2 separate regions of the Homo sapiens genome follow, and region 2 is linked to region 1. Evidence: read pairs that join two places in POLR2A ChIA-PET (ENCODE). Cell type or tissue: OCI-LY7. All regions are shown on one strand. Each heading gives the region's core, and the rest is flanking DNA. Links, peaks and the distances in the headings are about the cores only.

Evidence for each region. ChIA-PET counts read pairs that join two places held together with the same protein. Peaks named below come from ENCODE experiments on the same cell type or tissue, not always from the same donor. Only the 100,000 strongest peaks of a DNase experiment are listed, where the experiment ranks them.
Region 2: POLR2A ChIA-PET joins it to region 1 with 19 read pairs; 2 of 35 experiments call an interaction of 5 or more read pairs at or near these places.

Annotation. Positions count from the first base shown.
Region 1 is chr2:44,706,235-44,711,621 of GRCh38, reverse strand. It overlaps CAMKMT (calmodulin-lysine N-methyltransferase), which reads right to left. Exons shown (of 11, transcript NM_024766.5): 5 at 5,281-5,335; 6 at 4,160-4,223. Among named protein-coding and RNA genes, the nearest start is that of LINC01833, 230 kb to the left of the region's middle. In OCI-LY7, for the core only: no CTCF peak of the experiment used is centred there; a DNase peak (open chromatin) is centred at 3,101; H3K4me3 peaks cover 683 bases.
Region 2 is chr2:44,646,434-44,651,820 of GRCh38, reverse strand. All of the region lies in intron 3 of CAMKMT (calmodulin-lysine N-methyltransferase), which reads right to left. Among named protein-coding and RNA genes, the nearest start is that of CAMKMT, 290 kb to the right of the region's middle. In OCI-LY7, for the core only: no CTCF peak of the experiment used is centred there; no DNase peak of the experiment used is centred there.

The DNA.
Region 1 (5,387 bases), core at 284-5,283:
TACCTGAACCGGGCACAGTGGCTCACGCCTGTAATCCCAACACTTAGGGAGGTGGAGGCAGGAGGATAGCTTGAGCCCAGAAGTTCAAGACTGCCTGGGCAACACAGCAAGACCTCATTCTCCACAAAAAGGAGAAGAAAAAAAGTTAGAATTAATTATGTGAACATTTATACTGTAGAATTTAAATAACCAAAGTTATCAAAGAACTTCTGCCCTTCATGTATATAAATGTATTCTAGCCAAGGCAAAATCTGTGCCCCACAAGGATAGGTACTAGACCTATCTTGTTCACTATTGTATCTTTAGCACCTGTAATGACATGCCATTAATATTGGTTGAATTAATTTTAATTTAATTCCAAAAAATACATATTTGTTGTGCTGCTACCCAATCTGAGGCACATATAGTTTACTTATGACTCATCAGTAGATGGAAGTACAGCCGGCATTGGAAGAAGAAGCCTGGACACAGGAAGATGGCCCGGGATTTCCGTGTTATTAACCATCTATGGTACAGGCTGCACAGCCCACACGAAGCTTCACTTATTAGTTACTCAAGTCAGGGATTGTATTAAATAAAAATAATGTTAAACCAGGGGTGTCTCCTTTAAAAAGCACAGGGGATTTACCCATTTTTGGAGAATCCTAAGTTCAAGATCATGATCCACACTGTGCATACTTTGGGGATAAGATGCTTACAGAGAAATGGGTCACCAAACATTGGAATTTTCTGCATAGAACTGCTAGATGTTTACTAAGGCAGGGTGCTTGTGCTGGGCACATTAGTGATTGTAGCCAGAGAGGGTTGCTCACCTTCAGGAGTTCTACTTTTATTCATTATAATTTAGAAGAGGCTTAGCATCAATAATAACTCAGTATACCATGTCTCTCTCCTATTCCTAGGTCATTGTTATCACAAGTTACAAACCTTATGGAGTAATTATTATATGTGGGCAGTTGAAGATTTCTTTCTTGACACTAAAGGGGCATTGCCAAAAAAAAAAGAAAAGGAACATGTTTCACACTATTTTAGAATAAATTTGAGAACTGGACAAACCAAATGATCCCATTTCTAATTTATCCTTTGTTCTCTTGGGGTACAGATAAAATGGCATCTGTAGGGAAGAGCAGCTCTCAGGTGTGGGGGCTTTGAGTTCGTAGACCCAGCAATGCAGTTTAAGGATCAAGGAGACTTTAGGGAAAACTACCCATGAATCTAAGAAAATATTTGTGACTTAAAAATTTTTACCTCAAGTCTTAATATCTTTCCAGACATCTCTGTTTAATAAATCTCAGATCAACATCTAGCTTTTCAGAGTCAAGTTGGAAAACTCAAGAAGACATAGGCAATCCATCTGATACATTTTAGGGAGATAATAAATAAACTCAAAACTGGTTGACATGCTTCTGTGATATAAAGATTCAGAACCAATCCATTCATTGCCTCACATACTAAAACAAATAGAAATAATATAAAATTAAAAGGAAATATCAGGAAATGCTGTTTTTTTTTTTAAAAAAAGGTAAAAATCAGAATCTTAGAAGCTTAAGAGACTAAGAAGATTCAGTTGGATTCATTAAATTCAGAAGCCAAGAACAAAAAAAATAATTTTTAAAATGATAAGAATAATATACAGGCCAATACTCAGATGCGATATGCCATTGCCAGGCCAATTTTCAATTACATTTCACTGATGTATTCATTTGTTTCTTAATGTGCTCATCTTGCCCATTAAGAATAATTAGCAGCTTTACTAACAGATTTTCTGGCTTCTGGCAATGTTTCTCCCCCTTTTTTTGTTGACATCCACTTTTACTTCTTAGAAAGTAATTTTTGAATAATATCCTACAACTGCTATATAATTTAGACTTCCTAAAATTTTAAAGGAAAGATGTAAACAGTAATTTTTAAATAAGTTTGTTTCAATCTATATGCATCAATAGTATGTGATTCAGTGAATTAGTTATTCTTACAGAAAGTGGGCATGCAAATAGAAAAAAAAATCATTCATATTAACCTCAGTCAGTAAAACAGATGACAACGAATGCCAATTGTAAGCTCTGTTAGCAAATCAAGAATAACATTAGTATTAAAAGCAGGAAAAACACATTGCCAATTTTAAGGCTTTATGCATGCTTTTTCTCTTAATTAAAAAAAATTAGATCTGGTTACAACAGAAAAAGGCATACAAACACAGAACAACTGCATGGTAAAAACGGAACTCCATCAGGAAAGTCCTAAGAGATGAAATAAAACACACTACCAGTTTTGGTCTGCATCCTGAAAAGACCTACTTTATCTACTTTGTAAAGTTCTTCCCCTCCTGCCCTTTGGCACCCCGCTATATTAAACCCATTGTAAAACCCAGCACAATAAAGCACTCTCAGGGCTGAGCTTCTGAGGACCAAATGTTAAAAATCCATTTTCTTGGGAGGGGGCTGTACCAATCATTTCTTTGAAAGGCCGGCAGAATGAATACAGAATCTGAGATTTCCTCTCTGATTTCAAAAGCTGGCATGGCATCTTTGTTGTTTAAAGCAAAGGTGTGTTAATTAATGACATTAGCATTGCTTCCCTTCTTTGGAAGCTCTGTAGTTTAGCTCAATAATAATTTTAGAACAATTAGACTTACATACTGACTACAGATGTTTCCCATAGTTTGATAAAAGTTCTAATTGGTTTCTGACGCTATTAAATAAGACACCTGCTGACTTGAAAAAAACCTTAGGTTACCGGGCCCAAGCTGAAAGTTTCTGTGGCTAAAATAATCTTCTCTTGTCCAATAATCCTGCTCCCCCCACCCTCTAAAAATTCTCTGGGGCTGAGCTGGCATACCTGAGCTTCCTCTTGCTCTGTATTCCCTGACATAAGGAGGAGGAGCACAGTGAAATGATACATGGATACATGCACGAAATAACTCAGAATAAAGCAGAGTGAATGAAAAAACATCTGCTCATCTTCAGGAATATTTTGAAAAACTTGAGACAGTCTCAAGAACGTGATTAAAATCCTGCATTTAAAAAAAGGAAGCACCTTTTGTGATCTCCTTCCCTTGTGTGAAAGGCCAAGATTGTGATTGGCTGTTTTTCCTTCCTGAATTTTTTTTAAGTCTGTCAGGCAATTAGCTGGGTGGGGCTCTGTAGAGCATACAAGTGTTACTGAACAATATTAGCTACTGTGCTTCTCGTTCCTCCTTTCTCCTGTTTGAGCAGCTTGATGAAGCTGCTGCATATTTTGAAAAAATCATATGGCAGAAGTCGAAAAAGAAAATCAGAAATAGATTGTATGTAAGATGCCACAGAAATCAAAACTGCTTTGGCAGTTTAGGAGCTTAAAATTCAAATAAGTAGATTGTCTCCCTCATAATGTAAATGTAAGGCACACCAAAAAAAAAAAAAAAAAAAAAAAAATCCAAAGCAAACATATCTGCCACTTTTCCTCTCAGTTTCTAACAGCTGTTAACTGCCCCTGAACAAATCAGCTCGACTGCTAAAGTAGCTACATTTATGCTTGCTTTCTTAGTTAAAGTACAGTTCAATTTTCATGAACTCTGTGTACATATTAGTAAAGCATAATCTAATGGAGTTTGAACTGCAATAGCATAGCAGAAAAATAGAGATAGCTTGTATAATCCTAAATAAAATCCTAAATAAAAGGAAATAATGAAGAACTGACAGCTGTTCCAGTGGGGGATATAGGTACCCTCAGCAATTAGACCAGGCACAATATTATACAGTACATACAATATCAAGTGTATAAATGTAATAACAAACATGAAGCTGGAAGTTAATATTTGCCAGCAATATCCAAATACAATAAATACCAAATAATTTGTTTTACACTGGCAAATTCCAATGGAAATAAAAGAACAAGAATGCTTGAAAATTATTATGAAACAAATTTTCTTATTGCCTCGGGAGGTCCACAAAAATAGGCTCCTTTCATGAGAGATGTCTATAAAAATCTATGGAAAGAAAAAAACCTACGGAGTTGTATGCAAGGAATTCATATATTTCTACTTTTTCTTAATTACTTATCATGTATGTAGGGGGGAAACTCTCTTTTAATACCCCATGCTGTCTTTCTTTATATCAATTGTTACTCAGCCAGGAAAAAGGAATGAGCACAACAAACCCGTTTTCTATCTGAATAAGGATACTTCTGATGGCCTTTTCATTCCCATCAGTTAACAGAACTTCTTTGACATCTGCAGAAATAGCAACCTGAAAAAAAAAAGGGAGCACAGCAAACAATGAGCAAATATGCTTGTCTGTGTGGAAGTGAAGACAGGAGTGACAAGCCTTCAGTATCATGCTTCCTCACCTATTTCTCTGTAACAATCTTCAATCTTTTTTCATTTTATGTCTGCATTATTTTAATCATTCAATCAAATCAGTCAATACTTTTATCATTCCATTTGCGGGAGCCTCTATCTTGCTATCATTCTGTTCGGTAATTGCATTGTGACAGCGGATGATGGTATTCTGAGAGGCTTTCATTTGTGGGCTTCTGTTTATCTAGTAGAGCCATCATACAAGGCTGTCACTCTGCCTTTCAGCTTGCTTCTGTCTGACTGCCTGATGCCCTTCATATAACTTTGCATTGCAGGCAGATGGCTTTGTGAGGGTAATTTTTTTGTGAGCTTTGACATGCTCGCACATTGGGCTGTAACCTCGACACATTGTATAAGAGCGACAGGTTTGTCAAATGCCAATCAGTGTAACAATATGCTTTTATTTGTAGAGACATAAAAACTTGTCTAATGCACTGTGCTGCTACATAATATCTCCTGAATACATGACTCAGAACCCAGAGAATGGGGAACGACGTTCCTGAATGGCCAATCTAATTCAAAAGAATCTAATTACTGAGCGCTCTGGATCATGTTTGTTGGTGTAATAATGCAGGCAAAACATTAGCAGCTATATCATGGTGCTCCAACTGTGATTCGCCGGGCTATTCCTGTATCTTAGCAAATGGGACTATAATCTGAAAAAAAAAAAAAAAATGCTTTCGCTATGGCAAAGAAAGACTGTGCGAGGCCTGGAATGTCACAACAAGCAATATTGACTACACTGAGGTAAAATGTTTCTGCTCATCGAGGCAACCATAAAATCAATATGATCCGAAAGTAAGTCAATCTAGAAGGTCTCTCAAGACCCGGCAGCTTGACCGCAGCTGATGCTGTTGACGGTTCTCTGACCCAGCAGTTGGAGGCCCTGGAACATTTTTCCTTTTGTTCCTCCCTCTGAATGGGATTGGAATGGAGAAAAGACCTACCATGAGCCCAGCCAAGCATGTCATGCCACCCCCTAGCTCACACACAGCAAGGGCCCTGAAAGAGAGAAAAGAAATGGTAGAACCCATACAAATTAGATGAAAATGGT
Region 2 (5,387 bases), core at 256-5,255, 60 kb after region 1:
AAAAAGTACAGGAGGATTTTAAACTCATTGTAAGTTGAATACATTTAAATATTTTTTAAATTATACGAAAGTTGGGAAAAGGATTCGTAATCATTCACCTTAACACAACTCCAGGCTCCCTAATACCTTCTACACACTTCACTATCTCACTGTTGCTGACTTTTTCCACATGCATACTTTTAAATTTACCATAACTGCAATCATAGATGCCACTTTCTAAAAACATGCAACTTTACTTATTTATTTAAGACAAAGTTTTACTCTGTCACCCAGGCTAGAGTGCCTTTTTTTGTATCTTTAGTAGAGACAGGGTTTCACCACGTTGGCCAGGCTGGTCTTAAACTCCTGACCTCAGGTGATCCACCCGCCTCGGCCTAGCAAAGTGCTGGGATTACAGGCATATGCCACGGCGTCTGGCTAAAAAACATGCAACTTTAAAACACAGGTATTTCTTCATGTTGCCACAGGTCATTACAAGAACTTTTGATGTCTGCATATTCCAAAAAAAGGATGCGTAAGTCAGTTGACTATTCTACTTTCAGGTAACTAGATTGCTCCCAAGTTTTCACTTTATTACAAATGGTTCTGCAATTAACAGCTTCATAAACACAGCTTTTTTCTTCTTTAGCCTATTTAGTTAGGGTAAGTTCCCAGAAACATCAATTGAATGAACATTTTATAGCTCTGGATGTATTTGCCAAATGCTCTTCAGAAGGATTATATCAATTTATATCACCATCAGCAATAGAGTAATTTATCAGTCACACTTCACTTTAAACTGCACTTTTAAACTATTACTGAACATTTTCCCATATGCTTGCTTAACAAACCTGGTGTTTTTAGATTGGCCACATCCTTTGACCAGCTAGCTATTGGGGTCTTAATAGTTGTATGAATTGTTCATGTCTATTGTCTGAATTATTCGTTGTAATGTTTCCAGTCTGTCATTTCCCACTGTTTTTTTTTTTTCTTGTGCAATAAGTTTTACAACTTTATACAGTTAGGACTTATGAATCTTTTATAATCTTTACTGATTCTTATAACCACACAAATATTCAAAAGACCAGTTCCTGCAATTCTATAAAATATTTAACTCTTTAACACATGTGTACATTTTTTTGGCATACAGTATAGTCTGGATTTTTAAACTTTCTTCTAAATTTGTAACCAGTTATTTGAAAATGGTTTATCAAGTAATCTTTCATATTGCCACAATTTTGTAGTTAAAGTAATTGTTTCTCAAACTAGGAATAAAAATAAGGCTTTTAAAAGTTCATTACTAATCCTAGGTATAAAGAAACGTCACTTGGAAATAGAGCATTTCTTATTTATATACTAAGCACAAAGCAATGATATTATGGATTGATCTCCTTCCCTCCACCTAACCCACAATACCTCAAAATATGACCTTATTTGGAAACAGGGTCACTGCAGATATTGTTAGTTAGGTTAAGATGAGGTGACACTGGAGTACAGTGGGCCCCTCGTCCAATATGACCGGCCACGTGAAGACAGAGAGACACCCAGGGAGAGCACCAGGTGACGACAAAGGTGGAGACTGGAGTGATGCAGCTGCAAGCCCAGGGACGCCAAAGATTGACAGCAGAAGCTACAAGGAGGCAGTGACGGACTCCCCTAGGGGTTTCAGATGGAGCATGGCTCTACACCTTGACTTTGGACTTCTAGCCTCCAGAACTGTGAAAGAATAATTTTGTTGTTTTAGGTAACTTAGTGTGTGGTACTTTGTTAAAGAAACCCCAGAGAACTAAAACAAATGGCTACAACTATAAAAATAAGACCAAACCAGATAGGAATTATGGAGAAGTTGTATTTCTTGCTCTGGCAGGCACTGTAGTTTGCTAGATTAATTTTCAGCCTCCCTCACAACTTATGGTGGCTGCGTGACACCATTCTGTCTAATGAGACATAAGTGGAAGATTTAGGGGAAAGACTTTCCTTCCTGATAAAATTACAAAGCTTCACAGGGAGAAGGCCTTGGCTAAAGGTACAGTGACCCGCTTGATACTAAGAATGAAAGCCACAGGGTAAGGACAGGAGAGCAGGAATGGGTGAGTTTGTTCTATCACATCTCTAACATATTTGAATAATTACTTGTTCGGTTTTCCATCACTACAGCCAAATGTTGGGAAAAAGAGAAGCCAAAATTTACTGTCATTTCAGCTTTATGAACAGTCATGGAAAATTTCACAACCCACATCAAGCAGCATCTGCATACATCCTATGAAGAGGATTTCTACCCAGCAGATGCCTGTCTTCCCTTCAAGCTCCAGTTCAGACGTTTCTCCCTTTAGGATGCTTTCTCTGGCTCCCTCAGACTGACCTCAGTATGTTTTTCTGCTTGCTCCATTAATGTCATTTACAGACCTTTATTTTTAATCCAGATCACATCATATTGCAATTATCCAACTTCCTTCTCTTTCTGACTAGAGCCGTCTGAGCACAGAGTCCCTGTTTTTTCATCTTAGTACGGCCAGCACCTAGGACTGAACCTGGAACTCAGTAGGTACTCAATAAATGGTGGCCGAATTAACAAAAGAATGAGAAAAGTCACTGAACCTCAAGGGCAGGAAAACTGAAAGGAAACAGGATCCAAGAGCAACAAGAGTGTGCTAGGCTTTTAATTATCAAACCATTTTCCCCCCCTCACTGAAGGGAAAAACCTGTTCAATATACCCCCAGTTAAAATGTCATCTCACTTATATCATGATTTAGTGGGATATGTGTATGTGTGATTTTTGTTTCATTAGTATTTACTATGTGCTAGGCATCACGCTAGAAGTGTTATATTAAATATCTCATTTAATCCCTTCAACACCTTCTGAGGCAGTGGCAGCTCTAGATGACTTTTTATAAAGAAAGGGTTTATAGTAGTAATTTGGTTAGAAGTGGATGACTATAGTACTTGTCTGGAAGCTGTGTTCACCTAGCTGGCTCATGTTTTTGTTTTTACTTAGATTGTATATTTATTTGGGGTAGTCTAGGGGAGAAAGCTGGTGGAGATTATAGAAGGGTTATGAAGCAACGCTAACTTCACCTTGAAGATATCACTGCTCTCAAAGGTAGCATTAGTCTGATTACTCATTTCACAGATACAAAAGCTGAGACCTAGAAAGGTTAAGAAATACACCCAAGGTTAGTAAGTGATGGTGAAGGAGTTAAGACTCAGGCATTCTGACTGAAAGCCCTGTGTATGGTCTTTAAAAGGATTTTACATTTCTTATAGTTTAAGAAATGATTTTATTGCATCCATTGGTCCCATATCAGCTGTTCAATATCTTTCAGAACAAATGTAATCTTTCTTCCAATGACGGCCCTTCAAATGTTTGAAGAATGCCATCATGTTCTCCATGACAGGCAAAATATCTTAAATGGTTCCTCATATGAGATTTTAAATTTTTGTACTTTTTTTGAAAATTTAATAAATAATCATGCATTTATTGGGGAAAAAATTATTAAAAAGTGTGAGAATACAATTTGAAAGTCTGCCCACCACCAAACTCCAGTCCTCAATTTCTACTCTGCAGGAGTAATTGTTGCTGACAATTAGGTGGGCCTTCCAGAGCTTTTTCTATCAAACCTAAATATAAAAATAAACAAATATACATAAATATTTCTTTTTTATATACATGGCATTATACTATACATAATGTTCTACAACAAGCTTTTTTTTCATGACATGTCATTGGACACCCTTCCCTGTCAATACATATAAGATTGACCTCATTCTTTTTAACAATTGCCTAGTGTAGATGTGCTAACTTTTACTTAACTGTTTCTTCATTCGGGTTTTTAATCTCCACTTTTTCCTAATACAGATAATGGTGTAGTGAACATCCTTATACAGGCAATCATTGCTGTTCATAGTTTCTTTTTTTTTTTTTTTTTTTTTTTTGAGACGGAGTCTCACTCTGTCGCCCAGGCTGGAGTGTAGTGGTGGGATCTCGGCTCACTGCAAGCTCCACCTCCTGGGTTCACACCATTCTCCTGCCTCAGCCTCCTGAGTAGCTGGGACTACAGGCGCCCACTACCACGCCTGGCTAATTTTTTTGTATTTTTTTAGTAGAGACGGGGTTTCACCGTGTTAGCCAGGATGGTCTTGATCTCCTGACCTCGTGATCCACCCGCCTCAGCCTCCCGAAGTGCTAGGATTACAGGTGTGAGCCACTGTGCCCGGCCCATAGTTTCAATATTCACAAATTTCAGTTATCACAGTTGTCCCCCGAGCAACACAGTTCAAGTTTCAGTTACCACAGAATGTTAACTATGAGTAACTGCATGAAGTACAAACTTCACTGCTTGGTCTCTACAAATTGCTATGTAAATAACACATGCGCATCATGATCAGTGACCAATCACATCACTTCTTTTAAGTCTGTTGGTGATTGTTCACTGCACTTCATTATTCAGTCCATGCACAGACAGCAAAGAATGTAGTTTTGCTTTTCCCTGTCTCCCAGTGATAAACCAACGTGACACTTTACGAAAAGGGGTAACTGAAAAAGGAAAACTGACCAACAAAAAGGAAGGTACAACAAAGAAACTAAAAGTGAGAACAGTAGAATTAAAATTTGAATTGAATGTCAATGGAGTTATTGTAGTTGACCACAGGAATGTTGACAATTGCTGCCACTGGGGAGACTCTAGCTAGCTATGTAGCTAGAGGAACTTAGTAACATAGTTTCACCATGTTAGCCAGGATGGTCTTGATCTCCTGACCTCGTGTTCTGCCCGCCTCGGCCTCCCAAAGTGCTGGAATTACAGGCGTGAGCCACCGCGCCCGGCCAAGGAATACTTTTAAAATATACCATTGATAAGAAAAGTAAGCAGAAAAATATACTTTCCCTAATAGCCTTTTCATATCACTTTCACCTTCCAACTGGAGAAGAGCACAGACCCATTGGCTCTCATCCTTCTTTCATCTAAGACATGAACCATCGTTTACTAACCAGAGACAACATGCAGCTCTTTAAAAAGCACTAATATACCTTCCTGGAGAATCTAGTGTCTCTAAAGTCTTTGGCTTCTCACTAAGGAAACTTGGGGGCCTGGTGGTGGTTTTCTTTGAAGCAATTTGAATAAAGTGTTTCCAAATTATAATCAATGTAAGATTATTGAGATTCATGGTTTTGGGGAAAAAGGGTAGAAAGTTTCTTGTGGGAAGATTTTCTAGGCTAGCTTAAAGAACAGGCTGGGCAAATGTTCACCTTAGTATAAAGTGCACAGATTTGGTGAGGAGATTCTGACAGGACTTCGCACATCTAGGCAGTGAAGATTTGAAATAATCTACTAGGTTTTATTGCAGTCAGTACTAATTCAGCTTCAGAATCACTGGATGGAATTGTAAGAAGTTTGTTGAACTTTCTCTT